2 separate regions of the Homo sapiens genome follow, and region 1 is linked to region 2. A link is a loop called in an ENCODE intact Hi-C map of the cell type or tissue named here. Cell type or tissue: OCI-LY7. All regions are shown on one strand. Each heading gives the region's core, and the rest is flanking DNA. Links, peaks and the distances in the headings are about the cores only.

Region 1 (13,084 bases), core at 2,646-10,645, 390 kb before region 2:
TCAGGCCTCTGGTTACAGACTGTGACTACAAGGCTGCCCATTGCTACTGCTTGTCACATGGAGTTACTTCCTCTTTCTTCTTGATCTTGGAAAGGCAGGCACCTAGAAAATTCTCCAGAACCTACCCTTTCATTTTGCTGCTGAATTGAAGTTGTAAACTAGAAATTGTAAAAGATAATGTGTCGATTTTTGTTGCAACGTTAATTGGGGGTTTGCCCAATCTAAGAGGAGCAAGTCACATTCTCCTTCCAGAGTTTGTCTCAGAAGGAATGTTCAGGAGTCAGGTGTAATGATGCTTTTTTTTTTTTCTTTTCCAGCCACAGGACGAAGTCTTCAGGCTGGCCGCCTCCCTCGGGAACCTGGGGCTTGAGCCAGGTGCCGCCCTATGGATGGGAGATGACGGCAAACCGAGATGGGCGAGACTACTTCATCAAGTAGGTTAAACAGATGGCATGAACAATAGAATCCTTGGCCAATGGACTTCTTTATCTTTGTTTATGAGAATGAACATACTTAAATTAGGCACTCATAGGCATTTGGAGGCCATTACTAAAGCAGCTGGATCTCTTAAGCCAGCTGCTTATATTTCTATATATTTATATATTTATTTCTATACATTTATATTTCTATATATTGTGATGTTGGGTTGCTTCATTCTTCGACAGGCACCATCTTCGAATGACAAGTCACTGTGTAGCATGGTAAGCCTGGCTCAGAGCAAAAGTTTCCACCGTTAAATATTAGGCCAAGTTGTATTCGTTGTCTGAGATTAACAACCGAAGTTGGACATGCAAGAATCTCATTTACAAGGTTTTCTAGGAGTGGTCAAGACAGGAATGCTACTTTCTCATCTGTAATTTTTTAAAAATCAGCTAAAAGGATTATGTACATTATTTGTTTTATTGTAAATTTCTCACACTAACGTTGGCTTAGGTTTTGGATTTTTGTGGTGCTCTGGTTTTTTGTTAATTGTGGTATAGAGAGAGAGAGAAAAAGAGAGAAAGATAACATGAAATTTACCATTTTAACCAGTTTTAGGTGTACAATTCAGTGGCATTAAGTACATCCACAATGTTGTGCAACCATTCGCTACTATCCATTTCCAGAACTTTTTCATGATACCCGAAAGAATCTTTGTACCCATTAAACAATAATTGCCAGTTCCTCCCTCCCCTTACCCCCTGGTGACATCTATTCTACTTTCTGTCTCCATAAGTTTATCTGCTCTAGGGACCTCATACAAGTGAAATTTATATATTTTCTGTCCTTTTGTCACTGACTTCTTTCACTTAGCGTAACGTTTTCAGGCTCATCTATGCTGTAGCACATGTCAGAAGTTTTTCCTTTTTTTATTTTTCCTTTTTAATGTTCCCTTGTGTGGATAGGCCACATTTTGTGTATTCATTCATCTGTTAATGGACATTTGGGTTGTTTCCACCTTTTGTCTATTGTTACTGGTATTGTTATGAACATCGGTGTACAAGCATCAATTTGAGTCCCTGCTTTCACATCTTCTAGACACATACCTAGGCGTGGAGTTGCTGAAACATATGGAATTGTTGGGTCAAAATTAAAGGCTGTGTTTAACTTTTTGAGGAACCACCAAACTGTTTTCTGGAGTGGCTGCAGAGTGGTTTTTTTGTTTCGTTTTTTTGTTTGTTTGTTTGTTTGCAGTTTTGTGAAAAGAGCATTTCTATTTCTCAAAATGGCAAGGGTCCATACTGCCCTTTTTCTCCAACCTGAGCAAAATATCCTTAATTATAAGAAATTCATGAAACAGATTTGAAATCAGGAAGTGTGGTTGGGTCTATCCTGATTATAATAGAGGAGAGATTGGAGGCCAGAAAAAAAAATTATTTCACAACCACATGCTACATTCTTTGTTCCAGCCAAGTTGATTATGGACTGATTAGCCAAACACCGGATCACCGTGAGGTGAGGGGTCATTTTTATAAAAAATATCTGCCAAGATTGTTTCTAGGGGATTTGGTCTTTTGTACCAACCCCCGCGCACCACCACATACAAGTGAGGATTGTTGGAAAGTATCAACAGGGACAACACATGTGAGTGTTGTGGACAGTTTCTCAGTCTCTGAAGCCCAAATCTCTCTCCTTCCCTAGAATTGCTGCACAGGGGACAGGACTCCCACCCCTTCAGAGCACAGTTTCTTTCTGACGTACTTAACTCCTGGGTCCATCCCAGGAAGATCCAGTATGCCCTTGAACATGACTGGAAAGTGGCCCCCTGGCTTCCCAAGGCTTTCCTAAGGATATGCTCACAGAGATACTATCATAGAAATGGCAGTGGGAGCAGGGCCTCCCAGAAACCTCAAAGATTAGAAGAAAGGCCAATAGTTTGGCTCAAACCCCAGAGTTTGAATTCATAATTTCATACCGTTTGTCCAAGTCCCTTAGGCTGCTAGGAAGACAGTATTTTTTAATATTATATTGTACCATCTATTTTGTAACATGGCTATGATTGTGTGCAATTGGCTCAGTTAAGGTGAACTAGATGCTTTGACTCAAAACAATAAAAATTTTGGGCTGAAGAAATATAATTTTTAAAAGATATGGATGATGGGTTTATGAAGGTATGCATCAGACTTCTCTGATTAAAACAGGTGTTTCTTTTCCCCTGGTTGGATTTGGGTTCCCATACATTCCAGGTCATTCCATCAATAGGTGGAAACCCAAACTGAGGCCAACTGGTTAGAGGTTCTGGGAACGTCAGCTAGCTCTGCCTTCATGCATTACCATTAGCATCGCTGACATTTTTAAGAGCCAGCCTGGGTGTCAGTTTAACATTTACACTGGCCTAATGCCCACTGTTAAAACATAAGAGCAAATCAGCAGCTTAATAGAGAAACCTGCACTGATTACTAAATGGCAAGTTTTAAAACCAAAGTCACCAGTGTTATTTTTCCAAATCCATGTGGTTTCATTTTACTTGAAAAGTAAGTTTCTACAGTCCTCTCAGAGAAAGTTTTAAGATGTCAAGAACAGTATTTCTTCGGAAAGTGTTTGTTCTTTATCACTAATGAGTTTTATAAATAATGACAATCATTCTTTTCCTTTCCTTGTTTTTTTTTTTTTTACTTACTAGGTAATGTTTATTACAAAGAGGTATTCTAATTATCAGAGTTCTCGGGAGCCCAGGTTTGCAGTGTGGAATATTTCTGTACTCATTAGTTTTAGAAGTTAAAGGTACAATTTGAAAATTAATCTATGGTTGATAATTAGCACCTTTGCATTGAATTTTTCACTCTCTTGCATATTTTTTGAAAGAGAAATTTAGATGTTTTCTTTTTTTTATCTCGTCTTAGGATGTAAATAACCCCCATCAGACAATTGTTTCTGATGGAGGTACAAGTATTCCAAGTGACAGACAAAGCTATGGGAGGAAGTTGGCTTTTATGTGTTCAAAGTTAGAGTCTAACAACTAAATAATGAGATAATTCTAACATAATGAGTCTTTCAGAACATGGCCCAGGAGAGTTCAAAATGTGCTCAAGTTTCATCTTCCCTCTTCCATACCCAATTATTTAGGGTAGGGCTGGGTAACCTGTTATCTATAGAGTTACTGATTCACGGGGTTAAATGAAGGATGCAATAAACACATGCTAATATATGTTTTTATAATACCGTATAGGCTGCAAACTAATGGTTCTCAACCTTGGCCACACATTGGAATAGACTGAGGATCAGTAAAAAATCCTGATGCCTGGGTCTGGGATTGAGCCTGGAAATAGTGAGTTTCAGGAGCTCCCCAGGTAATTCTAATGAACAGCTATGGTTGCTGCTGTAAAGCACTTGTCAACACATGATCTCATTTATTTGGCTTGAACACAGAAATGATTAACTCCATTTTTCTGGATGGTAGAACTGAGACTCAGCCTATGAGAAGGAACAACTTTTGTTGATATTCTTGGAGAAATATGAAATGCAGTTTTAAGGAACAGAAAACATTGTTTAAGAAATATGATAGATGCAAATTTAAAATTTCTCAGTTCCTTACTATTACCAGTTAAGAGAGAGCAGAGCAGGGGAAGGGAGGAAGACAGATGGAAAGAAAGAAACTACAAGGAAAAGGAAAGAGTCATGGGAGAGGGAGTCCCAATGAGAAATGGATAAAAGAGGGAGAGATGAAGAGAAAGAGAAATGAAGAGAAACAGAGAAAGTGAGATACTCTAAGGTGATTGTTACAATAACAGCATCAATTAATAATAACTTTAGATGTAGGTATAGATGGAGAGGGATGTAGATATATTATAGATCCAATCATAGATACAGATATAAAAATAGATATAGATGTGGACATACATATAGATGATAGAGAATATAGACATTGACGTAAGTATTAATACAGAGATAGATGGGTATAGATACATAGATGGATATAGACTATAGGTATAGATGATAGAGCTATAGATATGGATATGGGTATAGATGATTAGATACAGATATAGACTATAGATGAGTGACTATACAGTCACATTCACCCAGGAGAGTCCTGGTTTATGGGTATCATTCTGAAGTAATTACAGACAGCACCTCCTTTTGCTCTCAAAGTGTTCTGGTTTGGATAACACAAGATAAGGTATTTTAAAAATACATGTTTAAAAGTCAGAGAATGAGGAACACCATTTTTTAGTTAAATTGGGTAAAAATATGCTTGTTTGACTGCAAAGGTAGGGAGAGTTAATGCAAAGTAACATGATTCATAAATCTGGAACTTTGGTTTTGTAAATTACAGGAAAAAATTAAAACATGAGCAAAATAAATATTAAAATACTAGCTGGCAAAATAGATTATTATGATGAGCCAAGTTAGAGTCTGGGGATAGAGATGGGGGTTGGAGAGGAGACTGGAGGGTCAGTTCCGAAGCACATGGCCTGATTTTTCAAGTTATAAATTTAAGAGGCTTTTTCTTGTTGGCCTGCTGGCTTCCTGGCCACCTTCATCCTGTGTACACAAAAAGTAGCCCTGTATGAGGATTGGACAAGACATGCTGTTCTATTATTCTACCAGCAATTCCCACAGTGGGCAATTAAACTGAGTTACTATCTCCTTAATGCAGAATAATTCAACTCTGAATCCTGAAGAGTAGAGATTAGTAATGAGATGTGGAAACTTCCACTTTGTTCTGCAGTATGGGCTTGGCTCAACTTCGGAGTAGTTTAGTCATTCCCATCTGCCAATCTATTCCATGGTCAATGTAAAATGTGTTTTTGGCTTATCTATCTATAGAAAATAATAATCTGAATAAATACAAGTAATTTGTATGCCCTTTCTTATCAACCACAGCAGAAGACAGTCAAGTCAACATGATAGGATTCTGTCATCATGGAAATTAGAAATAGAAAAGCCTTACCTCATTCTTCTGTGTGAGCCCCAAAGTATTTACCCAGTCTAATAGGTTATCTTCAGATATTATTTGGTAGTTCTAGGGCTATTCTTTGGATATTTTTTTCTTGATTTTTACTACAAGATTTCATGAGACTTTTACTGTTATTCTGTGGAGTCCCTTTATCTGTTACTCTGTGGTGAATTCCCTTAAACTTTTTCTCCTCTAAAAAGTTTTTTAAATGTCAAGAAGAGTTAAGGTGTAAAGTTGGGATGTGGATATTGTGGTTGTGCCCATCATCCCCTGTGATATTTTTATATTTGGAGCAGACACCAATTTCCTACTTTATCAAGCCTACGTTTTAATACACACCCAACAAAGGACAAATTGATCTGAGAGATTACACAAGTTGTTATCTTTTGTCTCTGCTAATAAAATGCTGCAGGTCTTTGTGGAAATTAACAGTTGTGCCCATGAAGGAAATAAGAGAAATCTCTTGGTGATAGGTTACTCTGTTATTCTGTGAGGTGTATAAGCATCCAAAGAGTTAATAACTAGCAATATGTTAGAAAACAGGCAGTTTGCCTCATTTTTTGTGGGTGTTTTTGATGAACAATTCTTAAATATGTTGCTTTTGAGTACGCATGATGGGTTCTGCATAAAAAGCAAATACTTGCCTCATGGCAAGAGCAAATGTCATTTGGTTCAATGAGTTCCTAGATCCCAAGCATCCAGTCAAGGGGAGGAAAGTATATTGTAATTTTGGAATGGGGGAAACGAAGTCAATATGATAGTATCATTACATGAAATGAAAGGTAATTATGCCCTGTTAATACAAAAGCTTCCCAGGCTGAACATTAGGAGCTGTTTATTCCCTTCATTGGAGCAGATTTGTTTTCTTTTGAATCTGACAAAGCACCTATCTGCTGAGTTAATAATCACTGCTCCCAGCTGGAAGGTAAGTTTGCAGAGTTGATGGAAGGGCTTTTAACAGGAAAGCTCTGAAATGACTCTATCATTCCAGATCTAATTTGGCATATGGCACAAAGAGCTGTGCTAGGCAAACTTCTGCTTCAGAGGCTGTTTCATTTTCCCTATGTTTCTTCTTGAATGTTTCTTCTTGAAACTTTGCTGGCTTACTTAATCTGGCCTTCACTCTAGGACAAATCCCTGAGTTGCTCTCCTTATTTGTCCAGCAGGCCAGAGTATCTGGAGGGATTGTAATTATCTAAAGTTCCTTGGGCCACTTGACTACAACAGAGTTGGGGCATGTACATTCAAGCCAAGCTGTGGACAGCAGGTTAGCTAGTGCACTGGGTCGCCTCTTTCTTCTCCTATGCTGTATATAGCCCCTAGGGATGTACAGGAGGTGGGTCACAAAGTCCATTCAGTATCACAGGGATGGCCAACCTGTGCAAAGGAGAAGCACCTGGAGGACCAGGTTTCCATCACAGCCTGTAATTGAAATACTAGCTTGGGGCTGCCTGCCACCCTTGATTTTTTTGAGTGGCCTCTGGACCTCTTCTTTCTAGATTGAGCCAACCCTTGCAGAGAGCAATTTTGATGTTATTGCCTAAGGCTGGGGCACAGGCAGAAATTCTGGCCTGTGCCAAATGCCACGTGGGGGTGTGGGTGTTGCTGCCAAGTAAATTGGCTGAGCTTAAGAGGACATGGAATCACCTTGGAGGCAGGTGCCTTTTCAGTATTGTCTGCACTCCAGCATAAAAGAAGGAGAGCAGGGCCAGGAGCGATGTCTCACACCTGTAATCCCAGCACTTTGGGAGGCTGAGGTGGGCGGATCACCTGAGGTCAGGGGTTGGAGACCAGCCTGACCAACATGGAGAAACCCTGTCTCTACCAAAAATACAAAATTAGCCAGGCATGGTGGCACATGCCTTTAATCCCAGCTACTTGGGAGGCTGAGGCAGGAGAATCGCTTGAATCTGGGAGGCAGAGGTTGCGGTGAGCCAAGATCGTGCCATTGCACTCCAGCCTGGGCAACAAGAGCAAAACTCCATCCGAAAAAAAAAAAAAAAAAAAAAAGGGGGGGAGAGCAACTGAGACGGGAGGGCTGGTGACAGAAGTGCCATACTGTGGTCCACCAAAAGGTGGGAAACTGCAGTTCCTGCCAAGCCCTTATCCTGTAGTTCCTCTCAAAGCTTGAATAAAGCCTTGTTATCAATGGCCAATTTCTGGTGAAGAGCTCCTTCAATTGCAAGGATGATAAGAGATCACACTACTCTTGGAGCCAGTGAACACTCGGATCAATCTGAGTCACGAGTAGCCATGTCACATATTTGCTGCACGGAGCATGCCCTCCGGCTGCTCCATAAACACAGGTTTGGCATTAGGTGTTCAGGTTGAGAAGGCTGGGAGAAACTCAGAAATGCTTTTTGAACTTAAAGGGTGCCGCTGAGCACATGGGGCTGGCTCCATGATTTTTAGGACCTGTTGCAAAATGAAAATGCAGGCCCCTTGTTCAAAAAGCAGGATAAAAGTGCTGGAAAAGGTATGAAAATGTAAAGCTTTTCCCCTTCTTCTGTGGTCTCTCTGTTAACATGTCATAGAGTTTTTTATTTCCTATTTAATGACTTTTTTTTTAAGACAAAGTCTCTCTCTGTCGCCAGGCTGGAGTGCAATGACACGATCTCGGCTCACTGCAACCTCCGCGTCCTGGGTTGAAGAGATTCTCCCACCTCAGACTCCTGAGTAGCTGGGATTACAGGTGCACGCCACCACACCCAGCTAATTTTTGTATTTTTAGTAGAGATGGGGTTTCACCATGTTGGCCAGGATGGTCTCAATCTCTTGACCTCGTGATCTGCCTGCCTCAGCCTCCCAAAATGCTGGGATTACAGGCGTGAGCCACTGTACCCGGCCTATTTAATGACATTTCATAATAAGACACATGAAAATTTTAAATTATTAGCAGGAATTTTACTAATCATCCTTGTATGATGAAAGTTTCAGATGAAAATATAAGAGCATTAACTTGTCTGAAGAATCACTGAAATGATACAATTTGTATTTCATAGCTTAGACATGCATATGTCTTTCATTCTAATCAGAACAGTAGAAATGCTGCACACAACTAACTCAATTGTTTTGATTGTACTTCTTAATATGAGCACATCCTACTAACACTCCCTCCCTTTGGCTTGCTGGTGAGTAAGGGAGAACTGAAAGAAAAAGAACAGTGGGCTGCCCTATCTTTCCCTTTCCTTCTGTCATCATTTTCACTGTAAGTGGTTGGCTAATACAGGGAAGTAACACAAGTAAGAAAGGATATGGCAGGGTTCCTTGGTCATTCATGTTTCTTAGAAGGCCATGTCTGTTAACAACTCATTAGCCTTTCACCATCACCTCCCAACCTCACCTCTTGACTCTTTTTAAAAAAGCATTTCTCACATGGCCTTCTCAATAAAGGCTTAGCAAAGAGGAATGATTGCTTTTAGCTGTTGACTCCCTCACAAAGCAATCCCCATGCCCTGTCAAGGATAGGTTTTCTCATAAAAAGATAAATACTTTTCTTCCCCCACCCCAAGGTAATCCTCTAAGCCAGGTCAGCAAACCTTTTCTGTAAATGGTCACATAGTAAATATTTTAGGCTTTGGAGGCCATGTGGTCTCTGTTGTGACTCAACAGTGCAAGTCTGCCATGGTAGTGTTAAAGCAGTCATAGGAAACATGTAAATAAATGGACATGGTTGTGTTCCAATAAAACTTTATTTACAAAAACAGACTGGGGGCCGGATGTGACCCATGAGCTATATAGTACTTTGCCAATCCCTACTCTAAAACATCATCCATTTGAGCCCATTCTTATATTTTTAATTCACTAATTGATAAATTTTCAAAACCCTCCCATGAAATGAGGAGCTGACACATGTTTTATGTTTGAAAGAAACTAGGGCAGAGATTAGTAAAATGACTTTTCTGAGGTTGCAGGGAGCTAAAAATGGACCTCAGAGCCCCAGTTTGTCCTACTTGTTGCCAGAAAGCTCTATGATGTGTCTTCTGTCAGCATGCAGTTCTTGCATAGCTCTGACACCTATGACCTACCTTAAAGGTTGTTCTAGGAACAATGTCAACATTCACCAGAGAAGTACAACTTTTAATATGAAAATGCCATGACTCCTCCCTTCCTTTTGGTGGGTGTTCACAGGGAGGAGGTCTGCTAATCAATCACAGGGTTTGCATCTGCTCTCCCACTCTAACCAGCACCTTTGTGGGAGGGGTACAGAGGACAGGAAATGATAGCAGGGGGCAGCCCAGTCACAATGGAATGCTGAATACAAGTGCAAATAATTATTAGGAAGGTGAAAATTACATAGCAATTTGCGCTTACTAATGGTCGACAGAAAAACAGCCCCATTGTACTTTCAAAAAGTTAATTGTCCATAGTGTTTTGGAAAAATGTTGCTTATTATCATTGTGGAATTTTATAAGGCTTCTGTGTAAATGTCCTTAACTCATTTTTGGTGATATTCTGTTCTAGATTGTTCTCTCAGCTTCTCCTTTCTCTCACCATTCTCCTTTTGCTCCAAGCTCATGAGAGGTTCCTCAGGTGGTTCTTTTTTTTTTTTAAGCTCAACATTTAAACTTCAGTTTCCCACATTATCAAGCCCGCATTCCTACATAAAACCCCCAAAAGGGTAAAGGATTAATAAGTTGAATATGTTGGTACCATTTGGTTTTGGTCCAGAAATTACTGGAGACTCATGGCTATTCTCCTACAGGAGATAAAGGAGACCAACAAAAATCAGTTTGCACTGCCTAGAATATTGTCTGGGAAATAGTATGCAGTTAATAAGTATTTGTTGAATAGATGTTTAGATGTATGTTTGTATCAGTAGATGGGTGGATGAATGGATGGATGGATGAATAAGCCTGTTTCTGAAGCCTTATATTCAGTGGGCCATAAGGGAAAATGCTGATACAAAAATCAGTGAGTATCTCTTCTTAAATTACTGATGTAGAAATGTCACTAGAAGAATTTAGGCATTAGCCAGGTGTGGTGGCTCACGCTTGTAATCCCAGCACTTTGGGAGGCCAAGGCGGGCAGATCATGAGGTCAGGGGTTTGAGACCAGCCTGACCAATATGGTGAAACCCCATCTCTACTAAAAATACAAAAATTAGCCAGGCATGGTGGTGCGTGCCTATAATCCCAGCTACTCAGGAGGCCGAGGCAAGAGAATCACTTGAACCCAGGAGGTGGAGATTGCAGTGAGCTGAGATCGCACCATTGCACTTCAGCCTGGGCGACAGAGTAAGACTCTGTCTCAAAAAAAAAAAAAAAAAAAAAAAAGAATTTAGGCATTTAGTGGGATACACCTTACTCCTGCAAGAATGGCCATAATCAAAAAACCAAAAAATAGTAGATATTGATGTGGATGCAGTGAACAGGGAACATTTCTACACTGCTGGTGGGAATATAAGCTAGTACAACCGCTATGGAAAACAGTATGGAGATTCCTTAAACAACTAAAAGTAGAACTACCATTTGATCCAGCAATCCCACTACTGGGTATCTACCCAGAGGAAAAGAAGTCATACGAAAAAGATACTTGCACATGCATGTTTACAGCAGCACAATTCGCAATTCCAAAAACATGGAACCAACTCAAATGCCCATCAATCAACAAGTGGATTAAGAAACTTTGGTGTATATATATACGATGGAATACTACACAGCCATAAAAAGGAATGAATTAATGGCATTCACAGCGACCTGGATGGGATTGGAGACTATTATTCTAAGTGAAGTAACTCAGGAATGGAAGACCAAACATCATATGTTCTCACTCATAAGTGGGAGCTAAGCTATGAGAATGTCAAGGCATAAAAATGACACAATGGACTTTGGGGACTCAGAGGAAAGAGTGGGAAGCAGGTGAGGAATAAAAGACTACAAATAGGGTACAATGTATACTGCTCGGGTGATGGGTGCGCCAAAATCTCACAAATCACCACTAAAGAACTTACTCATGTAACTAAACACCACCTGTTCCCCCAATAACCTATGGAAATAAAAAAAAAATTATAAGAATTTAGGCATTTAGGTAAAGCCTTTATTTTATAATAAGACACTAAACGTTTATCAAAACCTTGTCACCAATTCATAAGTTAGTGTGGCTGTTTATCAGAAATTCAAGATGCAATAAAATTATCTTTCTGGAAATAGTGTCGTTGCAGTGTATTTTAGCAACAAGTGGCATAGAATAATAAAGCACAGAAATAAGAGTAAAAAAACTTGGGGTAAAATCCCAGCTCTTTCAGTGTTAGCTCTGTGATGGTGGATTATCACTAGGACACTGTGGGCCTCACTTTTCTCATTATACAACAATGTGTTTGGACTAGAAATCTGTATCATCTGGGAATCCTGTGAGGTACAAGCAACAAAAAATTCTAAGTCAATTTGGCTTCAATGATAAAAATAATTTGTTGGTTTATGTACCTAAAAAATAAATGATAAAACTGTTACAGCCAAAAGGAGTCTAAGGATACATGACAACTCAATGTAATATGCTATACTGGTTGGAATTTTGGAACAAATAAAGGACATTAGGTAAAACCTAAAGAAATCTGAATAAAATGTGGACTTTAGTTAATAATAATGTATCAATATTGGTTCATAAATTGTGACAAATGTACCACACTAATGTAAGATGTTAACAATAGGGGAAACTGAGTGCCACATATACAGGAATGCTCTGTACTCTGTAATTTTTCTGCAAATCTAAAAGTGTTCTAAAATAATGTCAGACATAAGAAATACACAAAACAGGATAATGTCAGCAAGATGGCGGACTAGGAAGCTTCAGTTCCTCATTCTCCCACAGAGCCACAAAATTAACAACAAGTTATTGACCAGAATAACTTTGTGAGAATTCTAAAGACCAGTTGAAAAGTTACAGCATCTAGACCAATGTAAAACCAAGAAGGAATTCCAGCAAAAAGGAAAGGAAACTTTTAAAAAGTTTTGCATACCTGTTATCAATGCTTCTCTCCCTATCTGATTTAGGATAGTGCAACTAACAGGAAACCTCCCACCTTGGGAATCCTCTTTTAGGATGAAAACAAAAGAGCGGACCATGCATCTAGCATTTGGGCTAGTCTGGAGGCTGTCTAAGGAACTGGTTCCTGAGTTACGTTACTCAGAGCACTGATGGGACTTGGTGAAGCACTGGTGGCCTTCTTTGGAAGCTGCTGAAAACAAGACATGATCCTCAGGGCATGTTATAGCTGCAGTTCCAAAGGCAGACACCAGCAGAATGTTCACAGGCTTCTAAGAAGAAACAGGAACAACAAGCTTCTTAGGAAATTGGAGATGTTTTAAAGCATAGACACAAACGCAGAGAAGACAGCATATCCTTAGAAAAAGTTTGGAGAGGTCCTAGAATCTATCGCGGAGCTAATCCGTGAAGATTTTTCCCTGCACAAAGTCAGACTATAAAGACTAGGAGAGGTGGTTGTTTCTCAAATGCCCAAGTCTCAACAACAGCAGTGACAAATCCCAAGGCATACTAGGAGAGAGGAAAACCAGGCCCAATCAAAGTGCCAAAATAAAACTCCAGAAACTGACCCTAAAGAAACACAGATCAATTCTCCCTCACAAAGAATGTAAAGTAACTGTACTAAACATGCTCAATGAACTAAAATGGAACACAGATAAACAACTAAATAAATTCAGGAAAATGATGCATGAACAAAATAAGCATATCAACAAAGAGACACAA
Region 2 (9,233 bases), core at 1,234-9,233:
TGGATCACGAGGTCAGGAGTTTGAGACCAGTCTGGCCAACATGGTGAAACCCCGTCTGTACTAAAAATACAAAAATTAGCTGGGCGTGGTGGTGGGTGCCTGTAATCCCAGCTACTTGGGAGGCTGAGGCAGGAGAATCGCTTGAACCCGGGAGGTGGAGGTGGCAGTGAGCCGAGATCACGCCACTGCAATGCAGCCCGGGCAACAGAGCTAGACTGTCTCAAAAGAACAAAAAAAAAAAAACACAAAAAAACTCAGTCAGCTTCTTAACCAATTGCTTCCGTGTCATCCAGGGCCCCATTCTGTGCAGATTGAGTGTGGGCACCACACAGGTGGTTGCTGCTTCAGTGCTTCCTGCTCTTTTTCCTTGGGCCTGCTTCTGGGTTCCATAGGGAAACAGTAAGAAAGAAAGACACATCCTTACCATAAATGCATATGGTCCACCTACAAATAGAAAAATATTTAAATGATCTGCCTTTATACAAAGTGATATTCTCTACCTTTGATAATTTACCTGCTTAAATGTTTTTATCTGCACTGCAAAGTACTGTATCCAAAGTAAAATTTCCTCATCCAATATCTTTCAAACTGTTTTGTTAACTAATGCCATATATTTGTAAGTATCTGCACACTTGATACAGCAACGTTAGATGGTTTTGATGGTAAACCCTAAAGGAGGACTCCAAGAGTGTGTATTTATTTATAGTTTTATCAGAGATGACAATTATTTGAATGCCAATTATATGGATTCCTTTCATTTTTTGCTGGAGGATGGGAGAAGAAACCAAAGTTTATAGACCTTCACATTGAGAAAGCTTCAGTTTTGAACTTCAGCTATCAGATTCAAAAACAACAGAAAGAACCAAGACATTCTTAAGATGCCTGTACTTTCAGCTGGGTATAAATTCATGAGTTCAAAGATTGAAACCTGACCAATTTGCTTTATTTCATGGAAGAAGTGATCTACAAAGGTGTTTGTGCCATTTGGAAAACAGCGTGCATGTGTTCAAGCCTTAGATTGGCGATGTCGTATTTTCCTCACGTGTGGCAATGCCAAAGGCTTTACTTTACCTGTGAGTACACACTATATGAATTATTTCCAACGTACATTTAATCAATAAGGGTCACAAATTCCCAAATCAATCTCTGGAATAAATAGAGAGGTAATTAAATTGCTGGAGCCAACTATTTCACAACTTCTGTAAGCTTTATTGTGTTTCATAGTTTCCGTTCTTCTTCTGTGAGAACAAGGATAATGGCATTAAAAAATCAGCTTTTGGTCATTATAAATTGTCTTCTATTAAAACACATATACACATAAAATCACTTGAAGACAATTTAAACATCTTCTGAAATGGATCAAGAGGAAGGGAAACTGAAAATAATGCAACTCAGAAACCACAGAGTATTTTGACATGAGGTTAAGCACCGTGGTTTGTTGTAGGAAAATAACAGCACACCAACAGATGGTTTTTATCTGAATTCTTTGGTAATCTTGACATGTCATTCTTCTAACTTTCTGAGGGCCCTCAGTGCAGTTTTGTAGGACTGGAGCTGTTCACAGACGGTCCCCACAAAGCTCTGAACGTGGGGCTTCTCTGCTGACTGGCCTCTGGTTGGCTCCACCCCGGAAGGAACTCCCAGATTCTCCATGAATTCCGCTTCCACCATCAAGCCTTGGTCCAAGCCCCTTTCAACCTTGACTTGGCCAGGAAGTGTCCTTTCTCTTCAGATAGATACTACACCTTAGCAAGACTTGGCATTTTTAGAATCCAAGCCAAGGGAGGCACTTGGCAAGGCAAATGTTATGGATGAGAAAAAGGCAAAACAAGTGTCTGCAGTTTGTAGAGGAGAGAGAGGATGAGTCTGATTGTAGCCCTGACCCTGAGTCAGGATCTCTCGGCCCCATTTGCAGGTCTACTTCCAGCTCCATCTGTCTGGACACTCTTTTAGGTCCAGATCATCTCTTACATGTGGCCAAGGAATATAGAGTATGCAAGGGGATGTAGCGACCTGAGAGTGTGAGTAACTTGTGCCCATCTCCAAGGAAGCTGTGATGGGGATAGCAAGGACACACACTCTTCTTATTTATAATGCCTTTCCCCCTCCCATGAGATATGCTTTTTATTTACTTCCTCCTTCTCATCCTAAGTCGGGTGAACAAGAGGACCAGGTTGCACATCCTACTACTTATTTATGGCCCAATTTTAACATGGGGGTGGAGTTGAGGTTGGAATTGTTCCTCCGCCTCTGCTGCACATGCTCAGTAAGCAAGAACACTGTTGATGGGAAAGGCTTAGTCACAGACAGTGGGAGCACATCCCTCCTTGGAGCTTTGGGTCGCTGTGCTCCAGAAACAGTTAGTTATAGCACACCCTGCTCCTGGCATCTACTGGAAGGTGAAGCCCTTGACCCTAAGAAACATTGGGAATGATTTGTACCCTCCAAAGTCCAATAGCTATGTCGGAGGGAAACGATCAAAGAACATGATTGAGGAGACTCAAACAGAGATGTGCTTCAGACAACACCAAGACAGAAAATTAATCCATTTTACCAAGTTAACAATGTACTGAAGGCGAACAAGAGACCAACCCACCTGCCAACCAACGCTATGAAGAAGGAGGGTTGATCAGTCTGGCTAACATGGTGAAACCCCATCTCTACTAAATATACAAAATTAGCTGGGCGTGGTGGCACACTCCTGTAATCCCAGCTACTCGGGAGGCTGAGGCAGGAGAATCGCTTGAACCTGGGAGGCAGAGGTTGCAGTGAGCTAGGATCAAGCCACTGCACTCCAGCCTGGGTGAGAGAGTGAGACTTGGTCTCCAAAAAAAAAAAAAAAAGAAGGAGGGTTAAAAAGAGAATAAGTCCCAAACTCATAAGATGGTGTGGAAAGGGCCCTGGTGACATAGGGGCCACCCATGCCAGTGAGAATGAAATCACAACAGGGCAGTTTCACACTGTTTCAGGTTTTTATTTTTTCTTCTTCTTCTTTCCCTCCTTTCTTCTTTTGCCTCCCCCTCCCTCTCGGTTTCCTTTTTGGCTCTAGACACCCACAGCAAGTGTCAAGCAATGTACAAGAATGAAAAGAAGACAGCCGTTGTTGCAGGTGGATGCTTCTGTTTGGAAGGTGTGGTTTTGTGTGCACTTTTGGTTGGAAACCTATGTCTCTCTCACACACATGTCCCCCACCTGCTTCAGTGAGCATGATCTTCTAAAATTGGCTCCATGGAATCTTCCCTAGGTGACACTGGCTGGACTCTGACACATTCAAATTCATTCTTTCTACTTATCTCAACTTTCAAGCACTAATTCAGTCTTTAAGATTCCCCTAATCTCAGGTTGTAATTCATTTCTAACATGTTTGTCATGACATCAGTGGTTGCATGTCTTCATATGTTTATCACTGCCCCCTCTTGGGAATTTATATTAATTAAACATTTTGGAAAAGCTCAGACTTAAAATGACTGAGAAGGTTCATGTTACAGTGTCTCACACTGAACACTCACTAAAAATAGTCTGGTAAAATCCAGAAGGAAATGGGAAGTCCTGGGGGCCTCATGGCAGTTTTCAGACTTCCCTAGAGCAAAGATGAGCCAGACAGCGGCTCCCACAAACAGAAAATGGCTCTCAATATTCTTCTGGCCAGTGGCAACTACTGAGGGTAAAACTAGACAGAGACGGCTAACTAGGAAGCCATATTGCTCTTGTATGACACATGGCTGCTTTACTTCTCACTGGCCAAGGCAAAACCATGAGGCATTGATTCCAGGGGATTTCATAACAGTGAATTGCATGAGTTGACTTGAGCAAAAGAAGTTTGTAGTAACATCTCCATGAACCATATCTGAGGCCCATTATCCAGGGGGACCACACTGCTGAGAAGATTGCTTGGGCTGTTTTGGGAGCCAGAACTAGGTTGTTGTCCTGCTATCACCCTGGGATGGTGGTTACATCCCTGCACCAGGTCCAGATGGAGGCCCACCAAACAGAACTTAGTAACAGGTGACATGCATTAAATAAAACAGTTTATAGCTCCCATCTCTCTTCTGGGCCTACTTTTCTCATGATTGATTTCTTTGCCTTTGGATTGAGGCATTGTAACTAAAATTCCCAGTTAATTTACAACGTTCCAAGGGTTGTTTCAACACATCACTCCTGTCCATTAACACATTGTGATGGATTAATTTGTGAGATGATCAACTCTCCAGAACAGGCCACCTAAGAAAACAGAACACAGGAAGCATGTTCTGAATGGAGAAGATGCATTTTAAAGTAATCCCAACTTTGGCTCCTGCTCATGAGGGCAGGCCCACAAAGGGAATGACAGGCAAGGAGGGAGTGAGGAGGATCTTAGGAAGAAGGGCTCAAGATGAAGTCACTGGTATCCCGACAATGTCATTCAGTAAGGGGTGGAGGGGAAGGAGGAAGGGAAGTCACATCTATTAAGCAGCAAATGCAAATTAAATGCTTCCTTTATTCCCTTGAATCTTCACATCACCTCTATGAGGCTAGTATTAGCAGCTCCATCTTAAAGATGATGGGTTAACTCAGAGATAAAGGTGAGATCAGAGAGGCAAAGTCAACTGCTCAATCTCTGGGACCCAGGAGTCCGCATCCCTGGAATACTTTTGAAGCAACTGGCTTGCAGAGCAGTTTGGGAAGCACCACATCTTCCTTTGTGACACCAGGGACTGTTATTACAGGGATCACTTTAGTAAGGAAAGCCCAGACCCCCAAGCTGTGCTCAATTTCCTTCCTTTTGTGTATAAACTTTGGTGCTCTCAACCTACTTCCCGGGAGTGGAGCTGCACTTAAACTCAAATTGCTTCCCGCTGGGCACTGTTTTTGGACAGGTATAATTTAACTATATAGGACTGGCATTTCTGTTTAGGGCCCAAAGGTGAAGACAATTTGAACAAGAACACTAGGGCAGAATTAGATAGACAGGGGCAGGTGGTTAATGGAATTGAAGTCTCGTAAGTCCTGATAGAGTTGCTGATTACATTTGTGGGTAAAAGGATGTCTTTACCGTAACTTCCATAACATCTTACTGATAGACGCTGTGGTTCTACTTATGTGGCGCCAAGCGCCACCTAGTGGGGTGGGAAATCCCTCCTGGATGCTGATGTTCTGCTTCTGAGACCCTTAGACGGGCTTCCAAAGGGGGATGTGGGAAGAAAATGTAAGAACAGATATAGTCATGTTTTTAAAAGTATGTCTGTGGCTATTTTTATCATATACCCAGTGTATTAATACAGAAATATGTAGGGCTGTGTGTTGAATGTTTACTGATGGGAGGGCAGTTTACAAAGAAGTTGAAGGCCACAGACTATTGAATATTTGTTTCTATCATTTATTTCCATTGTTTTTGCTTTAAGTCTCAAAATGGGGCCAGTCATGAATTTCCTTTTGCCCATGCAGATGTAGATGTATAGCCTTGAGTTAACTGGGTGACCGATCCTCTTTTTCCTACATTTCCATTTTTTATAGACTGTGGCCCCCATTTTAAAACTGTATTTGAGTATCAGTAATCTTTCTTGCACATTCTAGCTGAACATTCTCTCTCTCTCATATTTCCGAGCAATCCAACCACTAACCATTCCCTTCTGTCACCACCCCCCGCCCTATAAATAGCATTTTGAAGCATGCAGTAACTTGCCAGTTTGAGGATTTAGGTCTTTTTCATCCTGCTTGCCTACTTGACTGTCAGTTCATGAAGACAGTTGGTGAACAGGCATGATGCTTGGGTGTTTCACGCCCGTTAATTAAGTCAAAGATGATGGGGCGCTTACTTGCTAAGATATATATACATGTACACACCTACCTATGTATTCTGTATGCACATATATATAGCTGTCCATATATGTTTGTGTATATGCACACATATACATGCAAGCATGTATATATTTGTGTGTATTAGAATTACTGATAATTAGAATTACTGAATTACTGATGGCCATGTTTTGCATAGATTAATTGTAAACCTAAGTAAGATAAACCATAAAAAGTACTCAGCACAGGGTCTGACATCTATCAAACACTCCATAAATAACTTTTTAAATTCTTTTTATTACTTTTTAAATTCTTTTTATTACTTTTTAAATTCTTTTTATTGCTTTGGATATCTAATCAAGTATATAATCTTTTTTTTTTTTTTTTTTTTGAGACAGAGTCTCACTCTGTCACCCAGGCTGGAGTGCAATGGTGCGATCTCAGCTCACTGCAACCTCCACCTCCGAGTTCAAGCGATTCTCCTGCCTCAGCCTCTCCAGTAGCTGGGACTACAGGCACACACCACCACACCTGGCTAGTTTTTGTATTTTTAGTAGAGACGGGGTTTTGCCATGTTGGCCAGGCTGTTCTCGAACTCCTGACCTCAGGTGATCCACCTGCCTCAGCCCCCCAAAATGCTGGGATTATAGGCATGAGTCACCGCGCCTGGCTAATCAATTACATAATCTCAAGAGGCTAATTCTATATTCTTCATACAGTGAAAATTTTTAACATTTTTCTTTTAGTATACAGTATCTGGGAAATTTTTTCTACTCATCACTTACTCTGTACATAAAGTTTATGTTCAACATTTCATGTACTATATTCATACATTATTTAACAATTTTTTTAATTTAAAGGGTGACACTCAACGTATTGCTTTTCCATTTGTTACATATTCTCAATCAAAATTCGTTTTCTCTAGATTTAAATCCATCAAAATTTCCAGAAATGTCCCAGATACCCAGACGTCCTGTAGGCTTTAAATATAATTTTTCATCTTCAATAATCTTCTATTTACCATAAGAATGCTGACCACTTCCTGCTTGTAGCTTATCTGAGGAAAGTCCCTTTTAGTTGATCCAAGTTCCCAGATTTCCCCAATTCTGCTTTTTCCTGTGATCCCACAAGAAGTTCCAAAAGTATGAAGTAGCGCCAAATGTTAACTTGCATAAAACCCTGTGATGATACTTGTAAGCATCAGCATTGAGTTCTTCCTGTTCCTACCCACCCCTACTCCTGATTTCCTCCTGACTCTGGGTATAATTGGTGTTCTCCATGGTCACATGTGAGTTTAAATTCTTCCAGATGTTTTGATAAAACTTCATTTTAAAAGCCATGTTGAAGGAGACCATAGCAGAGTTTGTATGCAAAGGTATGGAGTGGTTTCTTCTGAGAATGGGCCCAGCAGGGCTTACCTGCCTATAAGAGGCACTGGTCTCCAAAGTTGTGCCAAGTCTAGCCTTCGTGAAATTCACCTGGGAATTTAGAATCCCAGTTGGAATGCTTGATGTTTAGGTGTTTCATGCCTGCTAATTAAGTCAAAGACGTTGGGGTGCTTACTTGCTGAGATATATATATATATATATATATATATATATATATATATATATATATATATGTACACATCCACATATATATTCTGTATACCCACATATATACCTGTCCATGTAAGTTTGTGTGTATATGCATACATATACATGCAAGTGTGTATATATTTTGTGTGTGTGTGTGTGTGAGAATTACCGATAAGCTCATAGCCATGCTTTGTATAGATTAGTTATAAAACTAAGTGTTCAGAATTGTTGGGGCTTGAGGGAGCTGGTTACTCACACCCTCTCCAGCTGAGCAATTCACACTGCAGACAGTGCAGCTGAGAGTGAGCAGGTGCATGAATTCCATAGGCCATAGCTTGGACTTGCACTCTTGCAACTCTCCAGTGCCTCCCGGTAGCAAAGAAGAAACGCAAGCCATCAATCCAGAACAAAGGATCCCTGTCACAGAGAGCTCACCTTAGGGCAGCAGAAACAAACAGAGGGTGCACTCCACCTATAGGAAGGCTGTCCCAAGAGAACAAGAGCCAGGAGACTTGAGGCAGCAGCAGCAGGGACAGTTTCCCCACTGTCACCAATCCCACAAGTCACTCTGTCTCTTGTGAGAAGCATAGGAAGGAGGAAAGGGGAAGAGGGACAAGTCCCCACCCTTCCGTATTTCAGGGGTTGATTTCGAAATGTAGGGAGAAGAGAAAAGTTCCTCTAAAGTACCATCCTGAAGCTAATAAATGAATAAATTCTCAACCAGATTGTCTACACTGAGGAGACGGGTCTGTAAAACATGGTGCCGTGCTTGGACTCATGACATGAAAAAGACTCTTCCCTGCAGAGCAGAGACCAAAGCTTGCAGGTTTCCCCTCATTATGAATCTACTGTACAGAAGATAGACAGAGTCCCTACCTTCATGGGGCTAAAGATATAATTTCCAAGACTTGGCCGGGTGTGGTGGCTCACACCTGCAATCCCAGCACTTTGGGAGGCCAAGGCAGATGGATCATCTAAGGTCAGGAGTTCGAGACCAGCCTGGCCTCGGTGAAATCCCTAAACATACAAAAAATTAGCCGGACGTGGTGGCTCATGCCTGTAGTCCCAGCTACTCAGAAGGCTGAGGCACAAGAATTGCTTGAACCCAGGAGATGGAGGTTGCAGTGAGCCGAGGTTGTGCCACTGCACTCCAGCCTGGGTGACAGAGCAAGACTTCATCTCAAAAAAAAAAAAAAAGAAAGAATTTCCAAGACTCATTATTATTGATTGGGTTCTACAATTTCCCCTAGGCATTTCTGAAATGGTATAGAATATAGCTATGAAATTTGTATTCTGCATTACATAGATGTAATATTCAGAAACTGTTGATTGCATTCATCCATCCATCTATCCATCCATCCATCCATCCATCCATCCATCCATCCATTCAGTCAGTCAGTCAATAAATATTTATGGTGTGGCCACCATGGGCCTGGCATGATGCTTAGGGTGAGGAGACACTGGCGAGCCAAAATAGAAATAGTCCCTGTTCTCCTGGAGCTTATTCAGAAATCCATTAATCAGATTATTGCACTGAAGGAGATTCAAGTGTGATGAAGGAAAGGAAGAGGTTTCTATAAGAGTGATGACTTGGAAAAGGGAGCGAAACCAGGGAGCAGGAGAGGCGGGCTGCCCTGAGGAAGGCCACCCAAGGTGAGATGTGAAAAATGAGTTAATTGAACCAGGCAACACTGAAAGATGACCATATTTGGGGGCGGGAGACAAAGAGTGTGTCTTAGTCATATGGCATTTGGGAGCCTTCGAATCACCAAGTGGATGGAGATGCTGAGTCAGTAGGTGCCCATAGTCTACAGAGCTCAAAGAATAGAGCTGAGCTGGAAAGATGCAGTTGAACACTCCTGTGGCAATGGGAGTAATGGA

What was found. A loop is a pair of places that touch in the nucleus more often than their neighbours do. Peaks named below come from ENCODE experiments on the same cell type or tissue, not always from the same donor. Only the 100,000 strongest peaks of a DNase experiment are listed, where the experiment ranks them.
Region 1: it touches region 2 in a loop (4-fold over the local background); 2 of 110 quality-filtered maps call a loop at or near these places.

The regions. Positions count from the first base shown.
Region 1 is chrX:12,498,363-12,511,446 of GRCh38, forward strand. It overlaps FRMPD4 (FERM and PDZ domain containing 4), which reads left to right. Exons shown (of 17, transcript NM_001368397.1): 2 at 318-434. Among named protein-coding and RNA genes, the nearest start is that of FRMPD4-AS1, 130 kb to the left of the region's middle. In OCI-LY7, for the core only: no CTCF peak of the experiment used is centred there; no DNase peak of the experiment used is centred there.
Region 2 is chrX:12,889,174-12,898,406 of GRCh38, forward strand. TLR7 (toll like receptor 7) reads left to right here. Exons shown (of 3, transcript NM_016562.4): 3 at 1-1,188. Among named protein-coding and RNA genes, the nearest start is that of TLR8, 13 kb to the right of the region's middle. In OCI-LY7, for the core only: CTCF peaks have their summits at 5,108 (motif pointing left) and 5,309; DNase peaks (open chromatin) are centred at 1,448, 3,138 and 5,078; H3K4me3 peaks cover 2,515 bases; H3K27ac peaks cover 3,804 bases.